Linked DNA regions of Homo sapiens: region 2 is linked to region 1. The links are chromatin loops, found by intact Hi-C in ENCODE. Cell type or tissue: endothelial cell of umbilical vein. All regions are shown on one strand. Links, peaks and the distances in the headings refer to the core of each region. The heading gives the core; the rest is flanking DNA.

What was found. Peaks named below come from ENCODE experiments on the same cell type or tissue, not always from the same donor. Only the 100,000 strongest peaks of a DNase experiment are listed, where the experiment ranks them.
Region 2: a loop joins it to region 1, with 5 times the contacts of the local background. A loop is called at or near these places in 1 of 110 quality-filtered maps.

The regions. Positions count from the first base shown.
Region 1 is chr2:150,124,756-150,141,423 of GRCh38, reverse strand. No RefSeq gene overlaps it. Among named protein-coding and RNA genes, the nearest start is that of LINC01818, 36 kb to the left of the region's middle. In endothelial cell of umbilical vein, for the core only: no CTCF peak of the experiment used is centred there; a DNase peak (open chromatin) is centred at 7,673; H3K27ac peaks cover 2,505 bases.
Region 2 is chr2:150,290,065-150,306,732 of GRCh38, reverse strand. All of the region lies in intron 2 of LINC01818 (long intergenic non-protein coding RNA 1818), which reads right to left. Among named protein-coding and RNA genes, the nearest start is that of LINC01817, 41 kb to the right of the region's middle. In endothelial cell of umbilical vein, for the core only: no CTCF peak of the experiment used is centred there; a DNase peak (open chromatin) is centred at 9,712; H3K27ac peaks cover 1,429 bases.

The DNA of each region.
Region 1 (16,668 bases), core at 5,940-9,939:
CTGCCAGGAAATTTATTGTAACAGCCTGAGGGCGGGGACCTAGTTTTATTGTGCATTGTACTCCCACATGCAGCCTAGTACATAATTTGTAAAAACACTCTTGTACTAAATATTTGCATATCTCTAGAACGTTAGCTTCTGATTGAGACAGCAAAGACACTGCCACTGCCAGAGTTCCTCCAAGTTCATTGAACAAAAAGAAGGAATAAGATTGTCTGAGGATATGGTCACCTTTGCTTTTTAGTAGAAAATGAGGCAAGTAAGGATGTGAACAAACTTTCATAAATTACTTCTTGCCTTCTTGTGAAACATGAAATAAGTGCATGAGAATAATGATTAGAGGAAAACGTCTTATTGAGCTGTTTCATCATCTGCAAATCACAGTAGCTAACATTTATTAAGAGCTTACTTATTTAACAAGCATTGTCAGTGGTTTAACAAGAATTAACTCATTTAATCCTCAAGATAACCTTATGAGAAAGGTCCATTATTATTCCTATTTTACATACCAGGAAATGAAGGCACAGAGACTTGCCATGGTTTTCCCACAGCTAGGAAATTAGGAAGAGGTTGAGCCTGGTTTCATTCCACAGCAGTCTCTGACTCCAGCCAAATTGCTCAGCAATTCCTACATGGTACTAGCTTTTTGTTTAGCCACTGATATTAACTTGTTCATCTTTCTCCCACAAATAAACTGAATCTGGATTTTTTTTTTTTTTTTTTTTTGCTGCTTTTAGTTTAGTTCTAATGCTTAGAACATTAACAGCTATTTAGAATGTAGAATGTAGATGTTGATTACCTCTGTAATCTGTAACTCAATTATCACTTTGCCATTGCAAACCCTGGTCCATGCCTCCTTCTATTCTAAGCGCTGAATATCTACATTATTTTTGCCGCCTTCCCTAAAAGAGTCTGGACTGAATTTTTAAGGCGTGCTTACAACATAAGTACACATAAAGAAATGACTGTCACATGAGCTATATTGTGCCATATGGCGGTTGCATCTTTTCCCATTGCATTTGTGCCCTCCAGGCTTTCTGTATTTTCTATCAGTGGTTTCTGGTTTGCTCCCCTGGGTGTCTTGCTTAGCACTAGTGCCTACTAAATCAAACTTGCTTTTGACAGACAATTTGTATAATTTATTGGGATGTAGGGGACTCAAAAATGTTTTTGTATCTCCAGTGACTTGGTGTAAACTGGATGGTGATAGTCCAGAAAATTATCCTCCCAGCCCCACAGAAATCACTGTGTGACTCCCGCCATGATTAACTTGGAGGCAGATTAAATGTTGTGTTTGACTTTCAATGCAGTTTGCTGTCAACTCATTCTGAAATAATTATAATGAACCTTCAGATTGGACATGTATTCTATTCAGTGGGTGGCAGATCTGTTTCTAAACATATTTCTTCATGGAGCAGATTCCTAGTGGGGTTTATATTTCTTAACTATTCTTTATAGTAAACATCGCCCCACAACAGTTGCATTTGCATGTCAATAGCAAAGGTTCTGTGTGTGCGTGCATGTGTGTGTGTATGAGAATGGGTAGAACACAAGCGTATATATCTACTTTTATTTTTGTTTTCATTGTATCATCTGAGATTCATTCATCTCAAAATAAAAAAGGATCAAGGAGGCAGAGCAATATATAATGAAGACACTAAATGATTTAGTCGATTTCAGAGAAAATGGTTATCTAATGTATTTACAAGAATAAAACACATAGTAATTTTGTTTTAATTACCTGGATAATTGCAATTCCTCTTGTTATAATTCCAAGTCCAGGAAAAGAGTGTGACTTTGGGACATACGGGTGCAGATATGTTGTCACTGATTGCTGACTAGTATATACTAAATTAACAAAGTCAACATTGTAACTTACCATACCCTTTAGGTATTAAAATGCTTGATTTGAGTCTTTCCTTCTGGTTACTTTTTCCAAAAGTTTGGAAGGCATAGATGCCCATATTTTATCTAATCACTTCAAAATCACCAACATAAGCAGTTGTATTGCAGTTCTGTGAAAGATTTTGAACAATAATAAAATCTAGGGCAATCATGATTTTTAGGAAATCATTTTTATGGATATCTTCTCTGCTGCCAGAACTTCAGAAATATTCCATAGAGTGAAAGCCTAATAGTGCTTCTGGTTACCATCAGGCCTTTGGAATTTCAATAGAAACGAAAGACAGTCTGTGTAAAAACTTCTTAAGATTTTATGAGCCTGTTTAACTTCCCACAATTTGTTTCCTCAGAAGGTGTGTTTATTATTTCCTATCTGATTTCCCTCAGAATGGAGCAGTAAATTCTGAAAATGAGAAGGGTCCATGATATTTATCCCCAGGTCTCTCCTCTCAGTCCCAGATGCATAAACACAGCTGCCCATGTGGCATGTCTACTTGGGTGACACTCAGGGACCTCAGTGCCCACACACCAAAATGGGTCTCTTGATTCCTTGCCCTCACCTCCTCCCCTAGGCTTTCCCAGCTGAGAAAAAGGCACTGATACCCACACAGTTGCCAAGCCAGAAAGTTTATTTAAACATTTTTGTTCCAGTATTGTATAGCCCACAGAGCAAAAAGAGCATAAAGCACATGCATCTGATGTGTACAGTTCAACCAACTTCTACTTATGAATACACCGTGTAACCACCTGGATCATTTCCAAGATGCCAGAAGGTTCTCTTGTGACCCTCTGGGAGTCATTGATTTCTTGTTTTTCACTCTTGCTATTCTTCCATAATTTATCCCGAGCCTTTTCATTTTTCTTCATTTTTTCTGCTTTCACCATGATTATCTTTCACCTGGACGACTCCAGTAATGATCTCCCCGCTTCTACTTTCACCAATTCATTATCTCTACAGAGTCATCTTTTAAAAACTACAACACTGATCATTTCATCCCCTTCATCCTTAATCTCACCTTTACACTTAAAATAAGAGGGCAATGGAATGCATTATTAGGGCTTACAATGAACGCCTTTAAGAAATGGTCCCTGGCTGCCCTCCAATCTCATCTCCTCCGCTCTCTGCATCACTGCTTCCAGGTGTCTGAGTTTGTTGTTGGCTGGTTTTGGTTGTTGTTGCTGCTGCTTCTTTGAGCTCCTGTAAAATGCCCTTAAGGCCTTTTGCACACAGTGTTTCTTTGATATGAATGTTTTTCATCTTCTTTTTCTCTCCTCCCACCCCACTTCCATCCCACACTCGTGCCCATACTTACATATTGTCTTCACTTGGCTAGTTCTTTCTCATTCTTCTTTCTCAGTGTAAACATCACCTCTCCATAAAGTGTTTTCTTGCCCCTAACCTAAAAGACAGTTTTCAATGACTCTCAGAAAGTCATGTCGCTTTTCTTTATAGCACTGAGCACAGTTTGCAATTTTTATATTTAAGCGTTGCTTCTAGTTGTGTATCACCTAACCTCTGCTAACTGAGGTCCTTAGGGAGGAACCAAAGATGTTATTTGAATCCTGTGTCCTTAACAACTAGCACTGCACCCAGTATACAAGAAGTACTTAGTAAATAATTACTGAATGAAATAAATAAGTGAATGGCTGTGTGCTTGTCTCTGAGAACCGTGCGAACAGGAAAAACTGAGCAGAAACAGAGGATGATGTAGACAGTGCTTTTGAGAAAAGGTTTGCCATGAGAAACATTTTTTTTTCTCTCAACTGCATGTATTTCAGAAATGGACCCTGGAAGATGTCCATTTTCCTGAGCCCAGCATTACTCTGAGACAAGCATGTCCTCCTAGGATATCCCCGGAGAAGAATTCAGCAGTTATAAGTCAGTTTCTCTCATGGTTAACTCATGTGTCCATTCATCACCGCAGTCCATCTCATTCCATTGGGTTGGGGCACCACCTGGGGCAAGATGTTTGCAGACAACTCACTGGTTTGTTTCTGTAATTCCTATAGACTTGGCAGATGACCTGATTCCTGGAACATGGTGCAAGCTGAAAGCAGGGGATGGGGTGGAGTGAGGAGGCTTAAAAGAGAGATGGTAGGAAATCTTTTGGGGCAAGAATATAAGGTTGTATTCTATGTGAGTAGTGAATTTTTAATTTTGTTTTTTTCCATTGCAGTTCACTTCAGATCATCTCAAGCCATAGTAAAATGTTAAATACCATAACCTGGTGTTTGCTGTACTTTGGGCATTTCGAAGTGGATACTCGTTCAATGTTTGGTGCCTAGCCATATAAGGCAGAAGGGCAGCAACCCAGAGCAGTGTTATGATGTGGAAAGAGGTATCCAACAAAGATGTTCAGAGCGGCAGATCAGAACAAGAGCTGACAAATCGCTACAGGATGGATTTGTCTAACATGTCAGCATTCCTTAGGATTTACAGAAATACAAGGGGGAGAGAGCTGACTTCCCATGGCTGTACAGGATAGGGCACATTCCATGTCAGTTGGTATTAACGAGATGAGTGATCCCCGAAGCCTAGAGAACATGGGGACATTTGGGTTACCCTCTTTGGGTCACATGGCTTAAAATTCTCCCATTTAGACATTCCTACCTCAACGTATACTACAACTCAGAAAAAATCTACTATATTTAGGGCTTTAAATCTTTTTTAAAAAGTAAAAACCCTGGCTGAATTAACTGGGTCATCCATCTGGTACACTTTGGATTGAATCAGCACAATTTTCTATCTCAAAACTCCTAAAGTGATCAGCCAACTTAGGAAATGGGAAATTCAACGGATGTGCATGGAGGTAGTGTAGAGAAAGGTCATTTTTGCCCCTGGTGGCCTGTCAGAATATATATGGGAGTGACAGAGTTAGGCTTTTAGGAATCCTAGTTACAAAAGGAAACAACGTTTAGGGTGTGGAGCAGTGAGAGAAGACTGGAGTATGAGAAGTGAGACACTGTCAAAGGGATATTCTGCTGACTTGCAATTTTGCTTCTACTATATTCAATCATCTTTAAATGAGTCAGCAACGTAATTGGAAGCAGTTGCTAAAATAGCCAAATAAAATAATCAGCCCTGTCCATTTGAATATTTTGGAGGGGTGAGAGAGAAAGAGAGAACATTTATAATACGTGGCTTTCCACACCACTGCTCAACCAATTTCACCTGAATTCTGAATAATAAAGATGGGATTGTTTTACTGGCTTTGTGGGATAATTGGCTCAAATCATCTGTGTATTTCATGGAATATTATGCCTTGATCTAAGAGAAAATACTTAAAATATTTATTTTCAAGTAGAGATGACCACGTGTGTCATTCCTGGCTGAAACATGAATGCAGCAAAAACAGGCTGTAACTCTATATTCATGATTTAGGATAGAAGCTGACATTCTCGGGGACTTATGTTGTGCCAAGCCCTGTGCTAAGAACTCGCCTGCACATTTCATGTCATCCCAGCAACAATCCTTTGAGATTGGTACCATAATGATCCCCTTTTCCACATATGAGGAAAGAGATGCTCCAAGAGGTTCCCTAACCTACCCAAGTCCTCACTGCTAGGAAGGAGTCAGACCAGAAGTTGGGCAGCTCTGTTTGAGTCCAGAACCCATGATCTGCTCACTATGCAATACTACTGCAGCCAGTCAGTAGCAGCAGCCATCACTGCTATGTTTCCTATGGATGCAGAGTAAAATGAATGAAAGAACAACAGGGTCTCTAGTGTTGGAAATATTAGTCAAGAGATTTGTAGTTCATTCACATATTGCCAACTCCAATTTTGATATCCGATTATAGCAGAGTTGTGGAACAGTGGCTGAAACCAGGAGTCAGCATCTGTGGTGCTGGCCTTGGCTCCTGCTATGAGTCCTTGGAAAAATCATTTAGGCTACCTGGATCCAAGTCTGTGAAATGAAGGGGTTAAACGATCTTATAAGTAATAAAGCTTTTCCAGCTCTAACATTCCAAAAGTCTTAAAGTCATGAGAATATGAATCTTCCTCCACCCTCCCAGCAAATGGGATTAATTTTCAACATGTTCTGTGGCACACTCCAAAGTTGCCTGCCCAATGACGTAACCCAACATCAATGTAGGTCTTGTAAATGGACTTTGGCCGAAGGAAAAGAAAATCACACCAGCTGGCCGCTTGGCAGCAGACGAAAACTTGCAAAAAGGTGGGCAAGAAAACACTTTGCTACCATTGCTCCAGCCTGTTTTCATCCAATGTATTTTCTCTCACAGATTGTCTGAAGGTGCAAGCCTCCAGGATTTCTAGGTGGAAATTGCATCGTGCCTGGTTATAGCTCTTCCAGTGGCCTGTCTTCTGGACTTAGCAATTCCCTCAAGCAGGAAAGTTTGTTAAGAAGTGGAAGAGTGATTTGCATGTATATGTGTTTATTTTTCACAAATACTTTTATAAGTGCTGAGATATGGGGTTTGATGCTCTCCTAAATCGGGTTGCCTGATGAAACACAGGGTTGAAGTTAAATTTAAATGTCAGGTAAATTAGGAATTACCTGGGCTATCCTTATACTAAAAAATTATTCCATATCTGAGTTTTTATTTGATAAATAGAGCAGCCTTACTCATGGAAGAAATAATATTTTATTTAGCTTTTTGATCAAATGTGTCATAAGCTGGAACATTGATAATTTGGACTTGCAACTATTACTTTCCCCATTTCAATACTCTAGTGTTAAGCATCTGCCATGCTGTCGACGTGCTTTCAGTGGGTGTGTTTTTGTTTAAATTTCTGAGGTTATAAGTTTCTTCTTTTTAAAGGAACACACACATACACCCACCATGAAACTCATTCATAAAATCAAAGAGATCCTACGCATTGATATGAGGACTTCTAAAGAATGTAGCATATTTTGGCTAACATCTGTGACTGTGTTCTTTGAACTAATTGGGAAATATTGCATGCTGGCAGGCTTTAATCGAGAAATATGTTTTCTTTTAAGGGTGATTTGTCTAATTGGCTGTAGAAATTCTTTCTCTCTGCTTCAGAAAGCTTTTTGCCCATTTGCTAATAATTCAGCTTCCCCACCCTTCCCCCACTCCAAGGCTGATGTTACACAGGGTTCCCTGAACTCTGTTCAGAATTCTGTCTTTAAGCAGGACAAGGGTTCAGACCTGAATCAACTCGAAACAAGGCATTTCACCTTTCTGCTTGCAATGACCTCCTTTAGACAAGGTGTTGGAAGAGATGATCTCTGAAATTCCATAGTCTACCGTTTCTGATCCAAAGTAGGGAATGGCCTGGGGAGTGGGAGGAGGATAAATCAAGAAAGTATAAAATAGGGTGTTAGTTACAGTTTTATTTCAAAGTTCTCCTAACCTGGGCCCTTTGGGTACAGTGAGACTAGGTTGCCCCAAAAATCTGTGTGAAAAAAAACAACTTCTGTCTGTTTCTTAAATGCCTTCTGGATTCCGAAGAATTTAACATTTTGCTATAAAAACATAATATTTAGCTATAATATTAGAGACTCCAAAAATTTTGTCTGTATCGTCCTAAATATCAAGGTTTTGAATGCATCTTAATGTGTGAGGAAAATTTTCAAGTTGATGCTTGGCAAAGGAAAGGTGAAATCCAAGAGGTCACACAAATGAACAGAGAAGCTGGTTCAGGTGACTGTATTAATGTGGAGAGCCAGACAATTGGCTAGGTCAGGAAGCCGAATGAGTCATACTGACTCATACTTTCATACCACTGCAAAGACAATGCATATGGAAGGACTGCGTGATCTGTTCTCAGACTAGATTCATTTCTAGTTTCATAACCTTCATTGCCCTTAACACAGCAGACAGGACACTGATGTCATCGGCAGGATGCTACAGAAAACAGGTGAAAATAAACATTGATGCCCTTCCTCCGCCAAACAGTCAAACCCTGAAGAAAAGAGGAGGTGCGAGTCTCATTATTTCCTTTCGAAGGGTAAAAATCTAGGTTACTTTTTCCAAACATTCATTTTGGTGAGAAAATCGGTTTGATTTCTAACTCAGAGACTCATGTTTGATGTTACTGCAAAATAGTTAAATGCATAGAATACCTCCTAGAAAGAAAGATTCCACACTGCTACCTATACGGGAATGATGTGTAACTCATGTTTCATCTAAAAACTCAGCTTTTTATTATTTATTTATTTATGGGCTAAAAAGTGCATGGCTGAAATATCCATTTAAGATGTAAACCTTTGTCACAATAACTGTTCTTCCACCTAGTGAAATCCCAAATATTCCTTTTTTAAAAAAACTGCAGGCCAGGCACGGTGGCTCACACCTGTAATCCTAGCTCTTTGGGAGGCTGAGAAGGGCAGATCACGAGGTTAGGAGCTCGAGACCAGCCTGACCAACATGGTGAAACCCCATCTCTACTAAAAATACAAAAAAAAAAAAATAGCCGGGCATGGTGGCACGTGCCTGTAGTCCCAGCTACTCAGGAGGCTGAGGCTGAGGCAGGAGAATCGCTTGAACCCGGCAGGTGGAGGTTGCAGTGAGCCAAGATCGTGCCACTGCACTCCAGCCTGGGCGACAGAGCGAAACTCCATCTCAAAAAAAAAAAAAAAAAGTGCATAGAGTATATTTGACTCAGCCCTCTCCTAAGAAATGGAGAAAAAACAAAATTCATGGAAAAGGATGCTTCTTGGTGGAGAGGACATGCACTGGACAGATTTACTACTGGGAGAAGTAGCTTTGAGAGGCTAAAAAGTCATCCTTACAGGTCCCTGCCAGGTGTTGAAATCACTTCTGATTGAGATTTGTCTAATTTTTCATGACCCCTCTCTTCCCTTTTCTTCATTGAAAATAACAGCAAGTTGTTTAAAAGGCATAAAACTTGCCACTTCAGGAGGAAACAAATATCTCTAGTTCATTCCAATTATCATTTATTAATTACTACATGAGTGGTTTGTTTAGTTTAGTCTTCAGCGTCTCTGGTAATTTCCTTTAGAGAGTCAAGCTAAAATTTTTTAACAAGCAAATAGCTGATTTCCAAATAAGTGTGTTCCTATGAACTTTTTCTGTTTCATTAGTGTTCAAAAGATGTATCTAATGCAGTTTTTAAAATAAATGTAAGTTTCTGATATCTGATTTGTGCTGAATTTTTCTCTTTCTTTTAAGGATAATCCCCTATCATATCCCCCACAATTTAAACCTAATCAACCTAAGGAAAAAGAAAAGAGAAAAAAATAGCATTGCATTTGCCTTATGGATCTTTTCAGGTACTTACTACAGGGGTCAGAACTCTATGAGGAAGCCATGTTTTCTCAGCATTGTCACCAGTTAGCTTTGTTTGACAAATGAAATTAGAAACAATGTGAACACAGTTCTTCTAATAGTTCATAAATTCTTAAAAAAACAATGACAATTTCAAAGGATTTTTATTTGAATGTTTTAAGTTTGGCATGGTATTGAACTTTTAAAGTATAGACTTGCATATTCTTTATTAGCTAAACCAGCCATGACTCTATAATTGTAAAACCCCGAAACATTCAGGGTGAACCCAATAGGAAGAAAAACAAAAAACAGCCGCATTAAACTTTGTCTTTATTGCATTTATTTATTATTACCAGATACCAGTGGTATTAATGTATCACCAGTGGTGATAGAATTATGAGACTATGATACAATTATGAGACTATGTCTAAGGAGAACAATGCAGTAATTTGATAAATAAGAGATTATTGAAATTAAGTAAGCCTAAAAAGCATTTAAATGGTGATATTAATATTTTAAAACAAATGATAGCCAAGCCAGCAAGAGATTTATAGTTATAAATAGATATCTGTTTTACATGTATCTTTGTTCTGAAAAATTGGGATAATTACTAAAAAGTTTCTAGGAAAATAAGTATATTAGTCAGATACCAACAAGGTAAAGTGGAAAACCAAACTAGTTATTGACTTGAATAAAGTCATTCTATCTTCTACCTCCAAGAATAAAAACAAAAGCATATAAACATAAGCATAAAAACATAAGCATATAAATACAAATACCAAATTTACATCTCAATCATCAAACATTTCCAGAAGATAGATATTTTTGAGGGCGTAGTGTTTATCCTTGTTTAAACAGGAAAATAAATGGCCTTTGAAATAAAAATGAAGTGCTTTATTTCTCATAAAAAACATTCTTGTGATGACCAGAAGAAAGCTACTGACTAAATTCAACAAAGATTCAAATATTTCATGACACTTCTAGGTCACATTCACACATATTTTCATTTGCTTTTCTACAATAAATTCAAGTGTGTAAATATGGAGTTAGCATGAAAGCCTGATGAAAAACTAGGTTTTCAACTTTATATTGCTTTATGTACTTTCTCCTCTTGATAATTGAAAATTCACTTTTGCAATTTACATTTCAAATCTATTAACAGAATACAAACTGCTATACCTACATTATTACATGCTCTCTTTCCTACCCAAGTAACTCTAGCTTCCCTAAATTTCTCACATTCTTCTGAATAAAAAGAGTCAGGACTAACTATGAGGGAGAAATGATCATTTTTGCTTTTACACCTTGACTTGAATAAATTTTCTGAATAAATAATTAGCAAATTAGAAATTCAGTTTGAATGATCTTGGTTTCCACCTTAGGGTCATCCTCTGAAACACACACTACCTGTACTTCATTCTCCATTTGATCTCTGTCTGTCCTTCATTTGGATAATTTCAGTAATGCACATAATGAAGACAATCCTCTCCCTCTCTTATCTTGTTAATTTTCAAACTTTAGAAGTCTGCCATATTGACATTAGTAAGTCCTAGCTTTGTATGCAGTTTGATCTCATTCTGGCTTCAAGTTATGTTAAACATCCTAGAGGCACCCAGTTCTTGTCGCTCTGGAAGCCCTGGGTATAATACAGTGTCTCAAGTCTCTTCTCATGTACCCCTGCTTTTCTCTTTCTGCCCCCCCAAAATCAGAGAAATTCTAAACAAGATTATGTCCCCTTTTGAACTAAAATTGGCTTATTCCTACAAATTCCCTTCTTTTCTTTTCTTCAGACGTTAGCATCCTCTGTGTTTATTATGCTCCAGTGTTACATCCCTTCCAATTTATTTACAACCCATTAAAAGCCAAACATTTGGAAGCAAATCCAATGTAAATATTGGAAGGATTCCTGGTTCTAATTGAGATATATTGACTTAGTCTTCACATACTCAAAGCATGCATTTTAGCATTTTTCTTTTCTTTTTCCCTGTGGATTCTATCTAAACTGCACAAACACACACACACACACACACACACACACACACACAATCAATTTTAAAAAATAGGTCTGTGCTCAAGCAGGAATCGTCAAAATAAAAGTAGACTAAAGTCTTTGAAGAGAGGCCTTAAGAGCACACTGCTCCGCAATGTCACTGGTTTCAGAATGGCTTTAGGGCTCCGAAACTGAAAAGAAAAGTTTCTTCTTTCCGATTACAAAAGTAGTAAATGACTGTGAAGAGAATTTTGAAAATGCAAGGGAAAAATATCAAGCAAAAGGGAATTTTATGTACAATCTCACCACTAGAGAAAACCACTGTTTACACATTACTGTATTTCCCACATATGTTATGGCAATAAAAAAATGTAATCACTCTAGATAATTTATATCCAGCTTATATTTTTCCTCTTAGTACTTCATAATGAGCATTACATTTACATGCTCTGAAAACACATGTAAACCATGGCATATATGTATTGGCATTCATTTAGCCATGCTAGGAACTTTAAAAATCTATTCTTCTGCCTAAGAAAATAATTTCTTACATGTATGTAGTTCTCAAAGGGCTTTCAGATACTTTACCCAACTTAGACCCTCAACAGATAAGGAAAGATATTATTGTCATCTCCATTTCACAGATGAGGAACTGAGTCCTGGAAGATTTGTACCTGGAGACCAAGATGAGAGGGATCTGGGCCAGGGCCCATGGGTATCTACTTCACCATTGCTAGTGGTGGTAGAAGCAGAGGAAAGCCGATGATGACCAAACCGGAAGGTTACAAACTGATCTGAGCACATGCACAATCTCTCTCTTCATGTTCCTTGCTTCGATTAATGGTGCCTCCTAGGATCTAAAGTTGAGTGTCATCTTTAAGAAATCCCCTTTCTTTATGCTAATATTGAACAGCAGGAAAGGTAAGTCTCTGTGGCTCACAGGAAAATTCTAAACTCTGTGGCCTGAAATTAAAGCTGTCTGTGGTCCAGACCCTGCCACCTCTCCCGCATCCACCACTATACACCTGATGCAAATTTTTCTCCAAGTATGGACTGTATTCCCTTCACAACAGAATCACTTGTGATGATGGTTCATGATAGGTTCTGGGGGCTCATTCAGACCCACTGAAATATAATTTCTGGAGGTGGACATGAGAACCTTTCATTTTAAATAGTTTAGGATTCTTAAGTACTAGAATGCAGCTATATTCCAGGCAAACTGAACCACTCTCTTTCTTAGTATGCCCATATTCCCCACCCTCTGTGCTTTTCTCAAATGTTTCCTCCCTTCACTTTCTACATGTTCAACTCTTGCTCACTGGCATGGTTTGGCTGTGTCCCCACTCAAATCTCATCTTGAATTGTAGCTCCCATAATCCCCACGTGTTGTGGGAGGGGCCTGGTGGAAGGTAATTGAATCATGGGGGTGGGTTTTTCCATTGCTGTTCTCGTGATAGCGAATAAGTCTCATGAGATCTGATGGTTTTAAAAAGGGCAGTTCCCTTGTACACTCTCTTGCCTGCCACCATGTAAAACATGCCTTTGCTCCCCCTTCACCTTCTGCCATGATTGTGAGGCCTCTCCAGCTATGTAGAACTGTAAGTTTATTAAAACTCTTTTTCTTTATAAATTACCCCATCTCAGGTATGTCTTTATTAGCAGCATCAAAATGGACTAATATACTCACTCCTCAAAGCCCAACTGAAATGCCACCTCTATGAACAGCACTACCTGGGTGGCACCATCTATAAATGACCTCTCCTTTTTCTGAGCTCCTATGCACTCACTACTTATTGGAGGAACCCACATTGCTCACTCTCCTACTGTATTTTAGAAGCTGCATTTACTGGGTAACTCTGTCACATATCTTTAAATTAGTTATGAAACTTATGGAAACATTTTTTATCTGGAGGAATTATGATGCCTCTACTTGCGTTCAAGAGTCTTAATTTGCACACCTTTGGTCATTCTCTTTGCATACACAGACATTCAGCTGGAACCTGAGTCAAGAATCTTCATGAAGAAGGAATGGTTCTACATCACTTCTTCTCAAAGACTGCTCATGGATGTTTTAAGAAAATCCAGGCCAGCTATCACGAGCAGCAGGGGAAGTGATTCATAAAAGTAGACTGTGACTTGGAGCAGAGCTCACAAGTTCAAGTTTATGTAGCAGCCAGGCAGATAATGTAAGTGAATGAAGGCGATTCAGAGCAAGGTGCTAAATAGCTTCAGATATTAGACTTTATATTTGGGCACAGTAGAGGCCATGGTGGTCTAGGGGGGCCTGCGCTGTGCAGAGAGTCAATAGATTCCACCTAATCATCACCAGTCACGACTGCAGGCCCAGTGTTGCCAGATACTCATTTTTAAGAGAATCCATAAATTGATTTTTGTGAGACAGCTCCTGATTTTTTAATATTGACAACTAATTCAAATTTAAAACACCAGGTAGGCAGTGCAGGCCAACACATTTACAGGTAATTTATTTCATGCAGCACAGTGCCATAAACCAGGATTTTACAACTTTCTCTTTTCCTGAATCACTGTTAGAGTCAGCGCCTTCTATCTTGAGAGTCTGAGGGGAAGGTAGAAATGATTTCAATCCAGTTCTCCTTCCAGTCAGAAAAAAAAAAAAAGTGTTTGGCAGGCCTTAGATTTGGATATTCCAGAAATTCTGAGGAAGAGCTAAGCCAAGTATAGATGCTGTAAATGGGCCCTGACTCCAGGCTCTGAGTCCCTGAGAGCGAGAGATGGGGTACAGTGTTGGGGGGTGGTGGGGATTAGGGTAGAGCAGGCTGCATATGTGGCTTAGTCATATCTCACTCTCACGAGGTGTGAGTAATTAAGGAACCGCATGCTGCTTCTACTGTCAGAAGTACAGGCTCATGGGAACCAGTTTGAAGCAGGCCGGGTGGGGTAAACTAAGGTGGCTCTGACACTTTCTGACTTCAAGCTGTGGCCTTAGGACCTTGATTGTATTTTTTAGCTTTGATGATAAAATGTCAGTGACTAGTTAGGGCATTGTTATTTTATAATTTATAAAATTATTTTATAATTTGATTGACATAAACATTGTCAGTGTAAGTGATGCGCATTTACTAGCTCATTGGTGACATTTGTGAAAGAAAATGTTTTGTGGGCCTTTTAAGCCCAGGGAATCTCAGGAAATCAGGGGGAAGAATTGCTTTCAGTTTGTTTGATGTCTGTAATTAGAGGTCATTAGGGGAGTTCCTGTTCTCTTAAGGGTTGTCACCTCTGTTTTCTGTGGCCACATACAGAGGCAGCTGTAATTTGCACAAGGTCAGTCAGGCCTGTCCCCTAAGTGACAGTGGTAATAAGTGATGTGTGTAGTGAGTGCAGTTAAGTTTGTGTGTGGTGCCATTACTACCGGAGCCCTTCCTTCCACAGTATCTGACCTCCTCAGAACACAGCTCACCTATGCTCAAGGGTCCCTTTCAGGTCACTAGGCTTGGCCTCACACATTGTCTTTCAGATTAGAAGGGGTCCAGGGCAGCACAGTGCAGTTCTGGCAGGCTCGGGGTCTCACAGGAGCCTCGGCACTAAATCTCATACCCGAGTTAAGCAAGCCTCAGCTTTCTCATTCCATTTTTGAACTGTGTGCCCCACATGACATGCCAGGGAAACATGGCACATAGCTAAATTAAGCTGAGTAGCCAACCAAATCCTGTGTGCCTGCCTATGCTGAAGAGAGAGGCACTTAATTGCTCTACCTCATAAACCTGGGACCGGCCGCACGAGCCAAGGGGCAGGTACAGGGGAAACTTGACAATCGCCTGGTAGTTGTCATAACCTGACTTGCATTTTGAGCGCTTGACTCATCCTGACATTAGCTGAACAACTGAGTGTCTGTTTCCTTTGTGGTTGCCTGGACGATTAAGATGCCCATTATTTTTAATAAAATAAAATAAATACACATATATTTAATACAATAAATATAATAATAAATTTAAATTTTAACAAAATGCAATTAAATAATAAAAATAAAATACTATTTTTGATAAAATGAAATGTATTAAAAATCTTATTTTCAATCAAATCAGAAATTTTCTGGGAAATTCTTACATATCAACTATGTTCTCTGCAGAGCATCTAGTTAAGTGGCAGCATGAACCAGTTTATTAAGGAGCATCACAGGACAAGGAACTTCTGTCTGGCAGAAGTAACCTCAGTCTGCTCCTCTCACCTTTGAGAGAGAAGACTGGCCAGTTTTGTTTATTTTTTTTTTGTCTCATAAGTGAACGTGCTGCATATTTCACAGAGGGCAGAAAAGAGGAAGCTCATATTCCTCTGGACACTACGAGGCGCTAGGGCTTAGAGCCCATGTGTCACTGTGGGTGGGAGGCATGATTCAAAGCCTCTGTCTTCCTAATCATTAACAAATGTCCTCTCTCCCAGGAGGGAGAGTGCGAAACAATGAGGACGTGTGAGAAATAGCTCTTAGCTGGCCTGGGAGCTCGAACCTGGGTGCACATCAAAACGAGTACCACAGACGCTTCAATGCCAAGCCTGCTGCTCTGAGATGTCCAAATGCCCGGCTGGTGAGGTGAACAGTGGCCAAATGGATTCCAGAAATCTCATGGGAACAGTATCTGCTGCTGCGGCTTCTCTGTGGCTCTTTCGAACCCCTGGTACATAAAAATGGTGGGAAAAGATAACTTTTCAACCACCAGGGTAAGACGTTTACATAGGTCCTAGGCTAACCATTCAGGCCACATGCTTTTATTGTGTTCTACCCCACCCCACCCCCACCCCTACAATATCTGTAAGTGTAAAGAGCTACACCCTTTCACAACATTCTCTCACTCTTTCATCAAATATTCTTAAGCCCTTCATATCCCAGCAAAACTGGCATGTGGCTGCTGAAGTCGGCGGCTACTGAAAATTAGTAAATAGTGGTTCAGTAATCGACCTATGAAGTGTCTGTTCTGACCACAAGTTTCAACTACCCAGAGCGACAAGGGTAAACACAACAGACTGGGCATTAAGCCTGGGTTAGTGGTTTTCCATGAAGCCCTACAGAAGAGTGACAGGGCTGCCACAGGGAACCGAGTAGAAAGGCAAAGTTCTGGAACCCCCAAGCCCACTTTAATCAGAACAACCCTGCTTAGCACTTTCATAATTGTTGCTGAGTGTTGTTTTAATATATATTGGACTTAGGTGCAGGTTATCATTTAAGAAAAAGGAAGCCTAAACAATACCTGAGTATTAAAAAGAAGTTATAACTTCTTTCTGCCACCCTCCAACTCCCACCTTCTACAAATGATACACTACAATATAGAGACAGCAAAGACACTTGGAATTAATCATGGTTATTTGGAATTATTTGTAGTTTCTGAGTCATCACCTATATGCTAACTACTAAAAAGTACTATTTTTGGCCCCAATACAATTTTCTCAACACATTTGAGCACTTACTATATACAAGACACTCTGCTAGGTGCTGGGAACAGAAGTAACACACCCACTAGGTATCAGCTGCCTAGGGATAACTCAACTTCTATTGCCTTAGTTAGTTTAAACCAAACTTAGCATCTT
Region 2 (16,668 bases), core at 8,199-12,198, 160 kb before region 1:
GTGGAATCTAAGGAAGGGAACTCAGTATCTGGAGAAGGAGATAGGATGTAATCTTACTTCTCACTGGATACCCTTTTACTTTTATACCATAAACATAGGTTAGCCATTCAATACACATACACAAGTTTTTAATGATTTGTGTTGTAAAAATTGTTAGTGAGCAAATGAATGTTTTAAAAATACAGTTTTATGATTTATCAATCTGATTCTTGGAAGTTGACTAACCCTTCAAGGGTAGAGAAAATTAAAGCAGTGTTTTTTGTTTTGGAGTTGGTTGAAGCTCATGCACAGGATTACAGGTGGCCAATTACAGATGACAAATCACAGAATATTATTTTTAAAATACCTAGTTTTGGAAAAGCAAATCTGATTAAGAGAATGTAAGTACTATCTTGATATTGATTGGCTAAATCTTTGCTTAAAAGCAATAAAATATGTTAGTAGTTTTAAATTGGATATATGGGCACATCCAAACATTACAGGAAAATGGTCATCTAAAATATCACTGAGCAAGGTATTTTATAATGTTAGTTTCAATGTATGTTGCAATTTGTTTTACAAAGTTACATTCAAGTAAAGCTGTTTAACAGTAACTTTATAAGTTAAACAGAATTCATCATGCCAAATCTCCAACTCTAATCTTTTGTCATGTTATATCAAATGTAAGCAGTACATTTATATTTATAAAATTTTATAAAATTAATATAAAATTTCTATTTATTAAATGAGTTTCTTTATCTGAAGAGTGGGCATATTAATAGTGGCAAACTCATATGGTTACTATAAGCATTACTCAAATTAATACATGTAAATACCTAAACCAATGCTGTGCATAAATTGTGTTCAAAACATGTTTGCTAGCACTTATTTTATAGAAATAAAACTAAGTTCCAGAAAGACTAAGCAAATAGATCAATGTCACACAGGTTGTCAATAAAAGACCCAGGTACACTGAACATATTAAGTCCTTGATAATGACATAATTAAAACTACAACAAATTCAATTAGCACTATTCTAGGAAAAAACTAAAGCTTAATTTTCTTTAAAATTTTTACTTAAATCATTTTTATCCATTACAAAATCTAATATCTTTAAATAATATACACGTTTTATTTTAGTACTAAATTATGATTAATAAATAAATTATATCAAGATTAGATTTCCAAATTGACTTTGAAAAGCCTAGCATGTAGTCTATTTTTTTCCCCAGGGAAATTGAATTATTTAATTTTAAGTTGGATAATAACATTATAATTAACTGACTAATGTACATAGAAAAGTTAAAATAAATTTGACATTTAGTATAACTGGAATCTATTAAGAATCTATTGAACTTTTTTTCCACTGCCAATTACATTTAATGAAAGACAAATTTAGGAAACAAAATCCATTAAAAGTGCTCTATATGGCTTGGCACAGTGGCTCATGCCTTAATCCAAGCACTTTGGGAGGCCAAGGCAGGTGGATCGCCTGAGGTCAGGTGTTCAAGACCAACATAGCCAACGTGGAGAGATCCCGTCTCTACTAAAAATACAAAAGAATTAGCTGGGCGTGATGGCAGGTACCTGCAATCCCAGCGGCTTGGAAGGCTGAAGCAGGATAATCACTTGGACTCAGGAGGTGGAGGTCGCAGTGAGCTGAGATGGTGCCATTGCCCTCCAGCCTGGGCAACAAGAGTGAAACTCCATCTCAAAAAACAAACAAAAAAAGTGCTATATATTGGGTGTTCTACTTATAGTAATAGCAGGCTACTAAACTTGAAAAAAAAATCTAAAATAGAACACAGAAAAGGTGTATTAGAAAACAAGAGTGTGCCAAAGCCCAGGAGAAGAAAATCCAAAGGGATGAGATGAATATTTGGGGTGAGTTTACACTAAAGTAGTCATCCCATTCTTAAAGAGGTGGCTGAAAGTTGAGAACCTGAGCAGAGCTTTCAAGGTATACAGCATGAGGAACATTAGGAGAATAATAAATGGAGGTAGATCTGACCATCAAGGGGACCCTCAGGCCAGTGGTTCTTGACTAGGGGCAATTTTGTTGCCCCCAAGGCTGTTTGGCCATCACTGGAGACTTTTTAGTTATCAGAATTGTAATGTGGAGTGTGTTACTGAATGTAGGGGCTGGAGACCATGATGTTCCCAAACATTCTCCAATGTACAGGATAGCCCTCTACAACAAAGAATTATCTGGCCCAAAATAGTGCCAGTTTTGAGAAACCCTGTTCTAATCAATAAGGATTTAGATGAATACAATACAGATCAGCTTTAATGAGAACAGAAGTCTAGCTTTGAATTATCTCAATTTCTTATTGGAATAAGGTAGCATCCGATTGCTAGTGCACCTTGATTATCAATTTATCAGAGACAACAGTAAATTCTCTCTAGAATGAGGGTCAGCAAACTGCAGCCCTTAAGCTAAATCCAGCCAGATGACTGTTTTTAAATAAAGCTTTATTGGAACATAGCCAGGCTCATTCATTTATTTCCATATTTTATATAATACTTTTCACACTACAATGTTAAAGTTGAGCAGTTGCAACAGAAACCATAAAGCCTGCAGTCAATAATGTTTACCACCTGAACTTCAAAGAAAAAGCTTGCCAGCTTCTGCTCTAAAGAACACAGATCTTCAAATTATTTTATTTATTTATTTATTTATTTATTTATTTATTTATTTATTTGAGACAGGGTTTCACTCTGTTGCCCAGACTGGAGTACAGTGGTGTGATCTCAGCTCACCACAAGCTCTGCCTCCCAGGCTCAAGCAATTCTCCTGCCTCAGCCTCCCGAGTAGCTGGGATTACAGGCATGTAATACCACTACCACCCAGCTAATTTTGTATTTTTAGTAGAAATGGGGTTTCAACGTGTTTGCCAGGCCGGTCTCGAACTCCTAACTTCAAATGATCCACCAGCCTTAGCCTCCCAAAGTGCTGGGATTACAGGCATGAGCCACCACACCCAGCCTCAAATTATCTCTATAGTTTTTCTTGCAGAGATTTTAGCACTCAAACAAAGATAACCAAGTATATAGGAAACAAGACAATATATCAACAGAACAAGAGAATCAACCAACAGACAGTAGCATTATCAAATGTACACATTAGATAATGACATCATATCAGACACAGTTCAGCCTGAAAAAGACATACTAAGGATTTCATCAGAAAAAAAATTATAAACATTTACTTACATGGATGTTGAAAAAAAGAGGAAGTAAAAAGGGACCTCTGAAATAAAGCAGAAATTGCGCCTGAACAAAAAAGCTGACTTTTCAACAGAAACAATGGAAGCCAAAAGACAATGGAATGATGTCTTTCAGATAATGAAAGCAGTAACTGCCAACTTCAAATTTTGTTATCAGTGAAAATGTATTTCAAAAAGTGAAATCCTTCATTCTTAAGACATTTTCAGACAAATGTTAGCTGAAAGAATTAATCAGCAGCAGATGGACACATGGAGGCACACAATAAAGGGCATCTTTAGGCAGAAGAAAAATGATTTTTGTTGTTAGCATGGATATGAGGGAAAGAATCAAGAGCAGTGAAAAGGGTCAGGACTTGAGATATCTAAATGAGTATTGCAAGTATAAAGCAATATTAACAATAACAGTGACAAATAAAATAATAATAAATGACAAAGAAAATTTAAATTCATGAAAAAATTAGCACATAATATGGGGAGATGGCAAATGGTCTAAGGTTTCTAAGGCATTTCTATTAACAGAGAAATGGTAAAAATACTAACTTATATTAGAATTTGAGAATTCATGTTCTAATCTTTGGGGTGACCTTGAAAGAGTACTGTGTAATTGTATGTATAATTACCAAGCTAATAGGAAGAAAAAAATTAAATAATTTTAAATTTTTTCATTTTCTATATTAATTTTAAAAGGCCAGAAATAAGAGTAAAAGCAACATAAGACAGTTCAAACAAATAGAAAAAAGTTATATTGTAAATTTAAACTCAAGCACATTACTAATTACACTAAATGTGAAAGAACTAAATACTTTGAAAAGCAAATGTTTTCCAACTGAATAGAAACAAATCCTAATTGTACACAGCTTACAAGAGATGTACTTTAGCTATGGGGACACAAAATGAATTAAAAAAAAAGGTTGTAGAAAATACACAATTAAACTAAATTATTATTAGACAAAGTAGAATTTAAGATAAAAACTACGAATAATAAAAAAGGATATTTCATTTTGATAAATTTTAATTTGCTGGGAAGTTAAAACAATTCTAACTTAGTCAAGAGAAAGTAATACAACAGTTTTAAAATACCTTAAGCAAAAAATAACTGAACAAAAACAGGCAATGCATGATGATAGTAGGAGATTTTAATGTATCTCTCTTACTAATTGATAGAATAATCAGAAAAAAATTTATCCATGATAAATGATTTAAACATGATTTTAAAACTTGACCAAATGATGTATTAAGTTGTGACTTACTTGCACTAACTGCATAATATTAATTCTTTTTAATAGCACACAGAACATTTGATAAAAATGACCACATGTTGGACCAGAAAATGTGTCTCAAAAAATTTCAAATTACTGAAATTATACAGAAAATGTTCTCTGACAAGGGTAAAATTAAGGGAAAAATAAAGAGAAGAAAGATAACTTGATAGTCCGATATGCTAGGAAATTAAGCAACATACTTCTAAATAACAAATGGATTAAAAATAAAATTAGAAATAATTTATATTGCATGAAAATAGAAATACTACGTTTCAGAACTTGTGTAATGAAACTAAATTCATGCTTTAAGAAGGAAGATTTTACTCTTCAGTTAGTATCTTAGAAAAAAAAAAAAAAGACTGAAGATTCATGAACTGAGCCTCCATCTCTAGAACTGAAAATTAAGTTTCAAAAGGTAGAAAGAAAGAAGTGCTAACATCAGATGCAGATAAGATAAGAAATAGAAAAACAAATAAGAAGGGAATTGAAAGCTAACTCTTTGGAAAAGCTAATAGAATTGATAAAATTCAGCAATATTGATCATTAATTTTTTTAAAAAGATAGGGAGGCACTAATAATGCCAGAGGTAAAAATGTGTCATCACTGCAGATGAAGTTGATATTGAAACAGCAATAAGAAGATATTATAAGCCAATAAATTCTTAGGATGATACAATTTTTAAAATCCGACACAAGAATAAATTATCAAAACTAGTTCTAAAATTATGAAAGGAATTAAATCTTTAATGAAAAATGTTTCTATTAAGGAAAATTCCAGATGCCAATCATGATAAATTGTGTCAAATATTAAGTAAGAAATAATGTCAATATTATATAAACTAAGAGAATAGAAAAAAAGGAATTTTTTTACTACCCCATTATATGAGACTTGCATATCCTCACACTAAAACTTCATAAGCAAATTCTAGGAAAGGAAGATTATAGGCCAATCACCCTCACAAAAATAGATGCAAAATGGTGAAGTAATAATAATAACGATAGCATTATAAAAAATGGTGATACATCACAAAGACAGGCTTGTTTTGTTCATAATATTTACAGAATAAAGGATTTTTTAAAAACAATCAGCTGAGAAGATATACTAAATTCACACATCAAATTCAATATCTATTCATAATAAAAATTCTTATCAAACTTGAGTAAAATGAATTTTACCTAATTGCATTAAAGCTTTTCAGTAAATATTTTATTTAATGGTGAAATATTGAAAGAGTTCCCCCAAGACACAGGATGCTCACAATAATCTCTTCAGTTTAACATTGCTCTGAGGACCTATGTAGTATAAGAATACAATAGAAAAATATATATATTAGAAGAAATGAAATCATTATTGAAAACAACATGATAATGCATATAGAAAAATGAAAATATGTGTATAACAAAGTTAATGAATACCTGGTAAAAATTTTAAACATTGATATTCCCATATATCAATAATAATCAGTAAGTTGCATTTTAAGAATGTACATTAGTAATTGCATCCACATCAATTTTGTGGAAACAAGACTTAGGAAACGTGCAAAATGTCAACACAGAGAAAACTATAAAACATAAATAGAAATTAATAAAAACCTAAATAAAGGGAGGGATATACCATGTTCATCTTGTATAGTCCATTCTACTCAAACTGACTTTTAGATTTGATGCAATCCAAACAAACTCCCAACAAAATTTATTGGAATTTGACAAGCAGATTCTAAAATACATATGGAAATGTAAGATGAAAATAAAATGAAGAGAAGAACTTATTCTACAAGTTGTTCCAGAAGATATTAAATGTAGAAATTAAATAATGCTAAAAGTTGTGGAAGGACCACTTAACCAGAAAAAGAGAACACTTAACCAGATGGAGGGTCAAGGAACAGATCTGTACATAAAGGGATATTTCATTTATGACGAGGATGGCACCACCCAGCAGTGAGGAAACAATGATCTTGTTGCAGGACAGGCAAGCTCCTAAATTGGGGCTTAGCCCAGGAGGGTTCTTGGCTTCACCCAGAGAAGAATTCAAGTGTGACCAGGTGGTGTTAAACAGCAACTTTTATTGAAGTGGCAGTGCACAGCTGCAACAGATGTACTGCTTCTTATGACACAGGTCTACTCCACAGGCAGTGTGCCCAGAATAGCAGCCTAGAGGTAGTTCTGCACTCATATTTGACCCACTTTTAATTATATGCATATTAAGGGTAGTTTATGCAGAAATTTCTAGAATGAGGGTGATAATTTCTGGGTCATTGGGTCATTGCCATGGAAAGGGTTGAAAACCTCTGGGTGTTGCCATGGCAATGGTAAACTAACATGGCCCCTGGTGGGCACATCTTATGGAAAGCTGTTTCTGCTCAACCTGTTTTAGATAGTCCTTAATTTGGTTCAGTGTCTGAGCCCAGCCTTCAAAGTCCCGTCTTTTACCCCAATCTTGTCAGTTAATGGTGCATAATCTATTGGATATCCAATTGGAAAAATGAAAATGGACCTCTACCTCACATCATCTAAATGCAAAAGGTAAAACAATAAAGCGTCTAGAAAATACCAACAGAAAAAAATACTTATATGTCTGTGAAGGAGATGAAGATTTCTTTGAAAGTACATACAAGTAGAAACCATAAAGTATTGATGAAATGGTATACATTTGGCTCAAGACCTTCTCTTCATCAAAAGACCTTAAGAGAGTAGAAACAAAAGTCACAGAGTGAAAGAATATGTTTTCCAAAAATATAGCAAAGTATTTTTGTCCTTCGCAGACACACACTGTCTTGCACTCTCTCTCTCACATACACACAATACTTCAAATCCTTAAGAATAACAGAGGCAACTCAATTAACAAATAAGCAAGAAAACGGAATAAAAATTTTACAAAACAGGACAGTCAGGCATCCCGTAAGTATTTTAAAAAGTCCTCAACCTCACTAAGTCCTTTGGGAAAATGCAAATTAATACCTCCATAAGAAAACATTACATACTCTCTAAAATAATGAAAATTTAAAAAAATAAGTAAAAAGTGATTATGAAAATGAAGAGCAATGGATAACTCATTTATTGCAGAGGGCAAAGTAGTACCATCACTTGGAGAACGTTTCAATGTTTTCTATAAAAGTTGACACAGCAATTTCATTTGTGGGTATAGAGCCAAAACAAATTTATTCACACTTTAATGTGAACACATGTACAAGAATATTCATAGCAACCTTATTTGAAATAGTTCCAAGAAAGGAAACAGCAGAAATGCCCATCAACATCAGATTAAATGCATTTTGTTTAATTCATGCAACATAATACTACAAAGCCATAAAAATGAACAGAGTACAGTTTAAAGCAACAACTAATATCAATCAATAATCAACTAATATCAGAAAAAGATAGATACATAAAATATACATTGTGTGATTCAATTTACATAGCGTTCTGAATGGTGTTTTAAGTCAGAATACTGGCTACCCTTGGGAGGAGAGAAGGGGAATGCTTTGCTGCTGTGTTTTGACATAAGCCATGGTTACACAGACATATTTATGTTGTTATAAAGTAACGAAGTTCAATAAGTTGGGCCCTCATGATTTCTTCTCTTTCCTGTGTGTATAGTATGCTTTAATGAAGATAAGTCCTTTATTAAAAGATTTATATATTCTTTATTTTCAAAATATAAAAAAATTAGTAAGAATAGTTAAGCCAGCAATAAATATTAAAGTCACTAATCTAAATAACTCTCAGATGAAAGAGGAAAATAATACAGATATTACAAATTACTTATTTGTTGAAAATGAATTTGAGAACACTTCTTATCAAAATCTATGAAAATAGGCTGAGCGTGGTGGCTCTTGCCTGTAATCCCAGCACTTTGGGAGGCTGAGGTGGGCGGATCACAAGGTCAGGATTTCAAGACCAACCTGGCCAATAGGGTGAAACCTCATCTCTACTAAAAATATAAAAATCATCCAGGCGTGGTACCAGCTACTTGGGAGGCTGAAGCAGAAGAATCGCTTGAACCTGGGAAGCAGAGGTTGCAGTGAGCAAAGATCACACCACTGCACTCCAGCCTGGGTGACAGAGTGAGACTCCATCTCAAACAAACAAACAAACAAACAAACAAACAAAACTATGAAGATAGCTAAAACCTTACTGAGGGGAATGTTCACAATTTTATAGTCTATTTTAATTAACCCTTTTCCCTTTTGCCCCAAGAATATTCACCAGTGGCCCCTTGTGGCTGCAGCATTTACCCTTAGATAACTTTGCCATGAACTATCTCACTTTTATTATTATTTTCACATTGCTCTAGTATTGACTTTGGAAACAAAAGACATCATTCTTTTTATAGCATTTTGTTTTTAGTAGTAGTATTTCCATTTAAAAAATATAGTAATTCTATATTGCTGAAAACATCAAATTTTAGAAAACATAGCATCCCTATGTGTGATGTTACCATCATTCTCAAACAGTAGTTGGCCAAAGATTTATTTGATAAACCTGATTATTCCAAAATAGATGATTCTGACATTAGTTCTGTTTATAAATAACTCCAAATACAGTTTTTATATTTTATTTTCACAATGAAAATCAGATTTGCCTCAGCTTCAAAGAGCGCGTTTACAAAAAATTAAATGAATGCTGGCAGCGAGCTGTGCTTTTTTTTTTCTAAAAGTAAAAAGAGCTAAGCAAAAACTATGTAAAAGCACTCTAAGTGTTCAACTGAGTAAATTTAAAATCTAATAGACAAAACAAAAGAAAACAAAAGAAAGTAGTTAAACAGAATTGATAAAGACTGCACATAAATCAATGAATTTGAATATGAAAAAAAACCCAATCCCATCACTAAAGTGAAGTAATTAATTTCAGAAAATACCAAGCACTACCTCTATCTTGAGATGAGTCTGTGTGGTTGCAAGAATGGGTTGTTTGTAGACTAGTTACTAATAAACTTATCATGCAATTCCTATTTTGGAATAATTACTATATTAGGTTGGCCACATGGTGTTATGATTGATTCCTGGCAATCAGCCATTCAGACAACTAAAAAATAAAAGAACAAATTAATGCTGTCAAGCCATTTAAGCTCTGTCAAAGGTATTGCCAATTTAACCAGGGGGTTTGTAAAAGACATAGAAGACTCATTGGCTACAGTGTTACAAAGTGTGAATCAGCTAAGAGAAAATAAAATAAATAAAAATAAGAGGCTGTGTGCAATTGTTTCCTGGGGCCAGAAGTTTAATCATTTCCTCTGTTGGCCTGTAAGTTTGTGTGTTTGGTGGTGTTGCATCTGTGTATGTTAAACAATGACTCCATTTAGGGGAATGAGATGATGTTTCCTTTTTATCTCTGGGAAAGCACTGGCTGTCCTTCCACTTGAGACTAAAATTCTGTTTTGGATGGAAAGCCAACCACATGTATCTTTTTATTCTGCCTCTTTTATGTATGTGAGAGTGTCATGCTGTCAATCTTGTTGCTTTGCCAAATCCCTAATGCTTTCAGTCATGTATTTCAATCAAATGGCCATTTAACCTGGGCATTTCACCAAAGGGCTAAAACTTTTGGGCACTGGGTCAATCAACTAAAAATTTGATTCTGACTGCAGCCACGTTGCCTAAACAGATTTCTGTGAAACTGCTAATCAATCATCTCTTAAAGAAATGGTTCTTAATTTTTAAAATTACATATTTTTAATATATACCACATTCACATACATATGACAGAAAAAACAACAAATGATTGCTGATATAATACTTTCAGCCCCATTAAATTGTAAAAGCATTCAGGGGATTGAGAACTCTCAGTTAATATGATTAAGATATTTTGTCAGAAACAAGAGGCCAATTATGAAAGGCTCTGAGATTTTCTTCTTGTAACCAAGCATGGCCAAGAATTTAGGCTTTCCTGTTATTCCTGACAATACACATCAACATTTTCTTAACTACATATTTACAATTTTGGAGTTACACATGCCATTAAAAGCAAAATGTTTTCAGTATATTCTATTGATAATTTCCAATACATTAGCAATTACATTTGGGTTGAGCATAAATTTTTATTCAAATTATTGACTGCAAAAATACTTATAAAGCAACAGAACTTTCAGAGGTCTTGGAGTTCTCTAATCAAACAGAGAGCTAGAGAATTTATTTATTCTATAAGCTGTAATTTCTTCCTCCATTCTTATGAAATACATTTAAATTGAGTTTATATTTTACAATAAGACTAAGAACTACCGTCTGTATATTGAGATTTCCAAGATGGAAAAAAAACAAGTCCCTCAAATGTAATAATCTCATTATTCTGATTCTGGCATTTTGAAATGTATAAATAAACTTTACTATGCCTATATAATTGTGGTAGAATCAGACACAGCTGAGGAACTTAGTTGAGTCTGTTTTCAGCTTCTTATAAAATAGCCCTATTGAAAAGGGCATTTCCAAGTTTCTACCCCTGGAGGGAAGGTTCCTGTTTGAAGCATAAGGTAAATAGAGCCTATTGAATAAGGAGGTCATATCAAATTCTGTTGCCATCACTAGTCACACTCTGTTGGAATATGAGTTCGCACTGTCTGAAGTTTCTGATTCATGTACCATGGTCACCGAAAAGAACATTGCTATGAAAGCAATCATGTCATGGATTAAGTCTTTTTCTAAGTCAATGGAATTCAGCCTTTGGGAAATAAAATGTAGTCCTTGTTAAATAGTCCACTGACTGAGCTCAATTCTCCTCTTTGGCTTGGGAATATTATCTCTGAGAATGCGGAAGAGTGAGAATTTTATTCCCAGTCTGTCTTGAACTAATCCATTCTAACACCTTACACTGTGTTTTAGGAGTCAGGTGCAATGTAAATGTAGCTGATATTGCTTCTGTTCTATTTCTGAAGGTGGAAGAGGAGCCAGGCAAGCTGCTTTAGTTTCTGTTTCCCCAGTGAAATGGAAGCCTGGTACAGAAGTGATAGAATAAATATCAGATGATTTAAGTCACTTTCATAATGCTGCACTCCTCTTGCACAGGTATCCATATGAAAACCTCCTATCCAGGAGCTTAGCTTACAGTAATGGTGGCTATTGTTTTTATATTAATAATTATATCACCCATGCCTCTATAAGCAATTGTTCTCACTCCCTCAGGTTCCCTAGATGTTGCTAAGATTTTTAGGTAAACCTCCATGCCTGATCTAACATACAATAGAACAAAATGTGGGGATAGGAAAATCAACCATCTAAAATAACAACAATAATAATAATAAAGGGATGATGGTGAAGCAGAGCCTAAATCAGCCCAAACTCTATTGATATTTGCCTAACTGACTGACAATTGACCCACTTTTAGTATACAACCATTGGTTGAGATACACAGGGGATTTATATTTTTGGCTCAAGGAAATTTTGTGTATGGCAGTTCAAAGGAGCTTAGAAATAGAAGAGAAGGGAGCAATGGTGGGATTGGTTAGGATAACATCTGTGCCCCTGCTGGCCTAGGGACTGGATATGGGTTTGCATAGAAAGAGGGTTTAGAGCTTCAGACTGAACAGTTATATTGATAAAAGACTTTGTAAGACTTTATACTGGCATAAGCATTATAGTTCAAGGTGTTAAGAGTACCAATTTAAGAGGATATTCATACTTTTTCCTGTCCAGCCTCAACTCACCCTTCTGGTAAAGGCATCTCAGGAAAGTTTTCCCATTCATCATCAGTGGAATTTGGGTGGAGTTGACACCATGTTACAGATCCAGGGGTTTAGGGTTTAGGACGCAAACATGGATCTCTTCTTGTTCACATTGATTAGTTCACAGACAGACAAACAAATGGAACCAAGCCAAATGGGACATATTTATAGGTCTTTTGTTGGGAAAAGTGATAAAGAGTAGTTCTGTGTTTTTTATACATAGGATGTAGATGATTTAATCCTGAAGCTATGGGGACTACCCTATGGAAAATGCTTATTTGTGAGTGAAATCTACAGAGAGAAAAGCAGGGGAGAGGATGGGAAGAGACAAAGTCCTGTTGGCACTCTGAATTATTGGGTTGAGTTGTTTCTGAAGCCAAATAGCCTAATGACTTCTGTGATACCCACTAATACATGTCTTTTTGTATGAACAAGTTTGTATTGAATTATTTTGTTACAACCCAAAGAGTCCCAACTACTGCCATGTTCTTCCTCTCTATCACTCCATCCCTCATTGTGCTTTTGGCATCCACACTTAGAACGAGTATCAGCAGAGGCTGGGCCTGATGGGGTAGTGTGTTTCCATGGAAGTCACTGGCAGAAGAAGCAGGGGTGTAAGACATTGGTAAGTGGAGGAACATGTACGGACTTGTTTCTTAGTTCAGATTCAACACCATGGCCTTGGGAATTTCCAGCAATAACTGAGGGAATTATTGAGGGAAGACAGGGTGAGCTGGTCCAGAAAGTGTAACTCAAGTATTAATTAATATGAATGGGATGTCAGTTGTCCCACGGGCTCTAAGCACGGGAGCATGAGATTACCATATAATAGCACTGTTACTGAGAACTTACTATGTATAAGGAATTTTACGTACTGTCCCTAATCCTTCCCACCCCTCTTCCAGGTTGGAAGAATTTTTATTTCCAGTGAGGTTAACTGATTAGTTCAAGGTGACACAAATAGTAAATAGCAGAGACTGGGTTCAGTGTAAGGCCTACTTTTTTCAGGGCCCAATCCTTTTCACTCTGCTGCATTGTCTTCCTATAGTTCTGTAGAAATCTGTTCCTAAAGTCCCAATGGCAGATCAAATTTGTTATTCTACCCATCAAGTGGCATAGTTTGGCACAGTATTTATTAAAAAATACAATGAAACCTTAATAAATGCTTTCTTTTAACAAAGAAAATAAACAGGAAAGCAGAGAAACAGGAGACAGTTTAATTCCTCGAATTTTGCCAAGAAAGTTCTATAGAAAACACAAGGTATAGATCTCTCAGAATCAGAACAGCACTTCCAAAAATGAGACATATTTACTTACAATCAATGAAAATTGCCCTGCTCTTCTTGCTGATGTATTGAAAGCTCTCTCTTTATGTGTGTATGTGTGTGTTTGTGTGTGTGTGTATAATCTTCACTGTTAGGACTGAAAATAGATGGGGATTATTTATTCCTTGTGTATCCACTCATTTCTCTCCTACAGAAGAGTAAATAGCTAACCCCAGGATTTAAAGTCATCTTTACACAGAAGCCAGGAGCATATCTTTCTGCTGTTCAATGACTCATATATCATCCTACATGTCAGTGGAAGCTAAATTCACTGCAGATGTTATTATGGAGTAAAAAGTAGTACTAATGGGATTTAGCGCTATTTGTTCAGGTAGCCCTGCCTGTCTGGAAGATGGAAATGAATAGGAGAGACATCAGCTTGATGAATGGGTATGTGAATATGTCACCAACTGGGGACTGCATCCATTTTACATTCAAGAATTCTAGAAAAAATAACCTAAAGAGGGCAAGATCTTGAACAGAATGAATATGCATAGTTTCTCTCAATGAAGTCTTACCTATAGACTGGGACTTTGAAGAATTATCTAAGAACATCTAAAATAAAAATTCAAATCTAGATTATGCTTAGGAGAATTTCTGTGGGAAATTACAACAAAAGTCCTGGGCTGATGTAGGAAGAACCTCAAAAATGACATTACTGATATTGTTGCTCAGATGCTAGCTTAAAGAAAATTAAACTTGTGTTTACAGAAATGCTATGAAGCAGAGGTAAATTCACTATGAAGCCAAGAAAGGGCAGAGTGAGAGCTTTCTCTTGTGTATGTGCATTGGCCCCTCTAAGGGTCTTTGGCAGTCTTTAGCAATGCCATGGCCATATGTGTTAAAAGGTAAACTTAGGCACATTAAAGTTTCGGTGAGTTTATTTGAGCAGATAGCAATTCATGAACTGGGCAGTAACAGACCACAAGTGGTTCAGGACTTCAATGAGAGTAGGGGTGGGGGCAAAAAGGAAACTTTTATAAGGTGTTCATGGAAGCAAAATGAAGAAAATATATTTGATTGGTTAAAGTGAAAAGTCCCTAAAGTGTAGTTGGAAGTTTCTATTTGGTAAAGCTTAAGTTTTGTTTTACTGTTTACGTTGTTCTTCAGTTTGCTTATTTAGTATCCCAAGGTGCTGAGCTATCTCAGCCTAATGGCCTCCCAATTAAATTTCTATTTAACGTGTTTTTTGTTATATTTGCAAATTAAGATGCTCTTACTCATAAAGAGAGCCTCCAAACTGTAGAAAATTGAGATGGGCAACAGTCTGAATGTGTCCTCCAAAATTCATGTTTTAGAAACTTAATCTGTGATGCAACAGTGTTGGGAAGTGGGGCCTAAAGAGAGGTGTTTAGGTCATGAGGAATCCACTCTCATGAATGGATTAATGCCATTATTAAAAAAGATTTCAGGTTGGGTTTACTCTCTTTTGCTCTTCTGCCAAGTGAGGATGCAGCAAGAAGGCCCTCACTAGACACCAGATGCCAGTGCCTGTTCTTGCACTTACAGCCTCCAGAACTGTCAGTAATAAATTTCTATTCTTTATAGACTGCCCAGTCTGTGCTATTCTGTTATAGCAGCACAAAATGGACTAAGACAAGTCCCCAAAAACCCTAGATTTGCCCTTATGAGGAATGCTGCTCCCCAGAATGTTACTCTGTGACACAGAATGCCTGTTTTCTCAAGGTAGAAGCAGAATGAGTATCATATAATCAAATCAGTGGCCTCTTGGCCTCAATTTCTTCATCTATAAAATGGTTTTATTAGGGCAGATGATGTGTAAGTTCCCTTTCAATTCTAATATTATATAATTTGGTGTGAGCTATCTCTTATCTTTTGTAAGTTAAATGTATTGTAAAGAAAGATAAGGAGAAAAGGAAGTCGATTTTTAAAAAAGTCTTCTACCTTTACTCTCTTCATCTCAATCTTCAATATTAACATTAACAGCTAGGATTATAACATACACTTTATACTTTTTAATAAATAGCACCAAAGACTAGAACTAAACAATAATTTTTTATTTTTATTTTTATTTTTTGAAACGGAATCTCGCTCTTTGGCAGGCTGGAGTGCAGTGTGATATTGGCTCACTGCAACCCCCACCTCCTAGGTTCAAGCGACTTCCCTGCCTCAGCTTCCTGAAGAGCTGGGATTACAGGCACGTGCCACCACACCCAGCTACTTTTTGTGTTTTTAGTAGAGACAGGGTTTCACCATGTTGGCCAGGATGGTCTCGATCTCTTGACCTTGTGATCCACCTGCCTCAGCCTCCCAAAGTGCTGGGATTACAGGCGTGAGCCACCACGCCTGGCCAGTAATTATTTTGACACACAAATTTAATTTTCTATAACACCTAAGAGAATAATATGTGCACATTTTTGCTTGTTTACACAAAAACAGTTTAATATGACTAATCACATGACAGTAAAGTTAACTTGGAAACATCAACTCTGTTAATGATAATCTTTAAAATAATTACATTGTTTCAAATGGTGATGAGAGTCAATTCAAAAACAGGAAGGATGTCTGCTAGCTGCATTTCACTTTGAAAGATTTCACTTATCTAAATATCAGTAACATTATAGTCTCTAACATTATCTGCTTAAATATGTCAAAATCAGAACTGGGTCAAATATATACAAAGAAGAGAAACCATTAGTAAGTTTATTATTTAGGGTCAAAGATAAAAAATTCATGTCCATAAAATTAGTTGTTTTTTTTTTTTTGAGACGGAGTCTTACTGTGTCGCCAGGCTGGAGTGCAGTGGTGCAACCTCGGCTCACTGCAACCTCCACCTCCCAGGTTCCAGCAATTCTCCTGCCTCAGCCTCTTGAGTAGCTGGGACTACAGGTGTGCACCACCACACCCAGCTGATTTTTGTATTTTTAGTAGAGATGTGGTTTTGCCACGTTGGCCAAAATGGTCTTGATCTCTTGACGTCGTGATCTGCCTGCCTCTGCTTCCCAAAGTGCTAGGATTACAGGCATAAGCCACCATGCCCGGCCATAAAATTAGTTTTTATAAGAAGTGCAAGACATTTCACAAGAAAATTTTACCAAACTTTTAAGGAAGAGATAGTTCTAATGGTGTTCAAAATAAAGAGGTGCATAGAGAGTAAAAGAGCACACGATATTTTTATAAATCAAATGAAGCATTGACATAAAAATCTAAAAGAGCACAGTAATACAGACTTATAGACCAGCCTCCCTTGTGAATATCTAG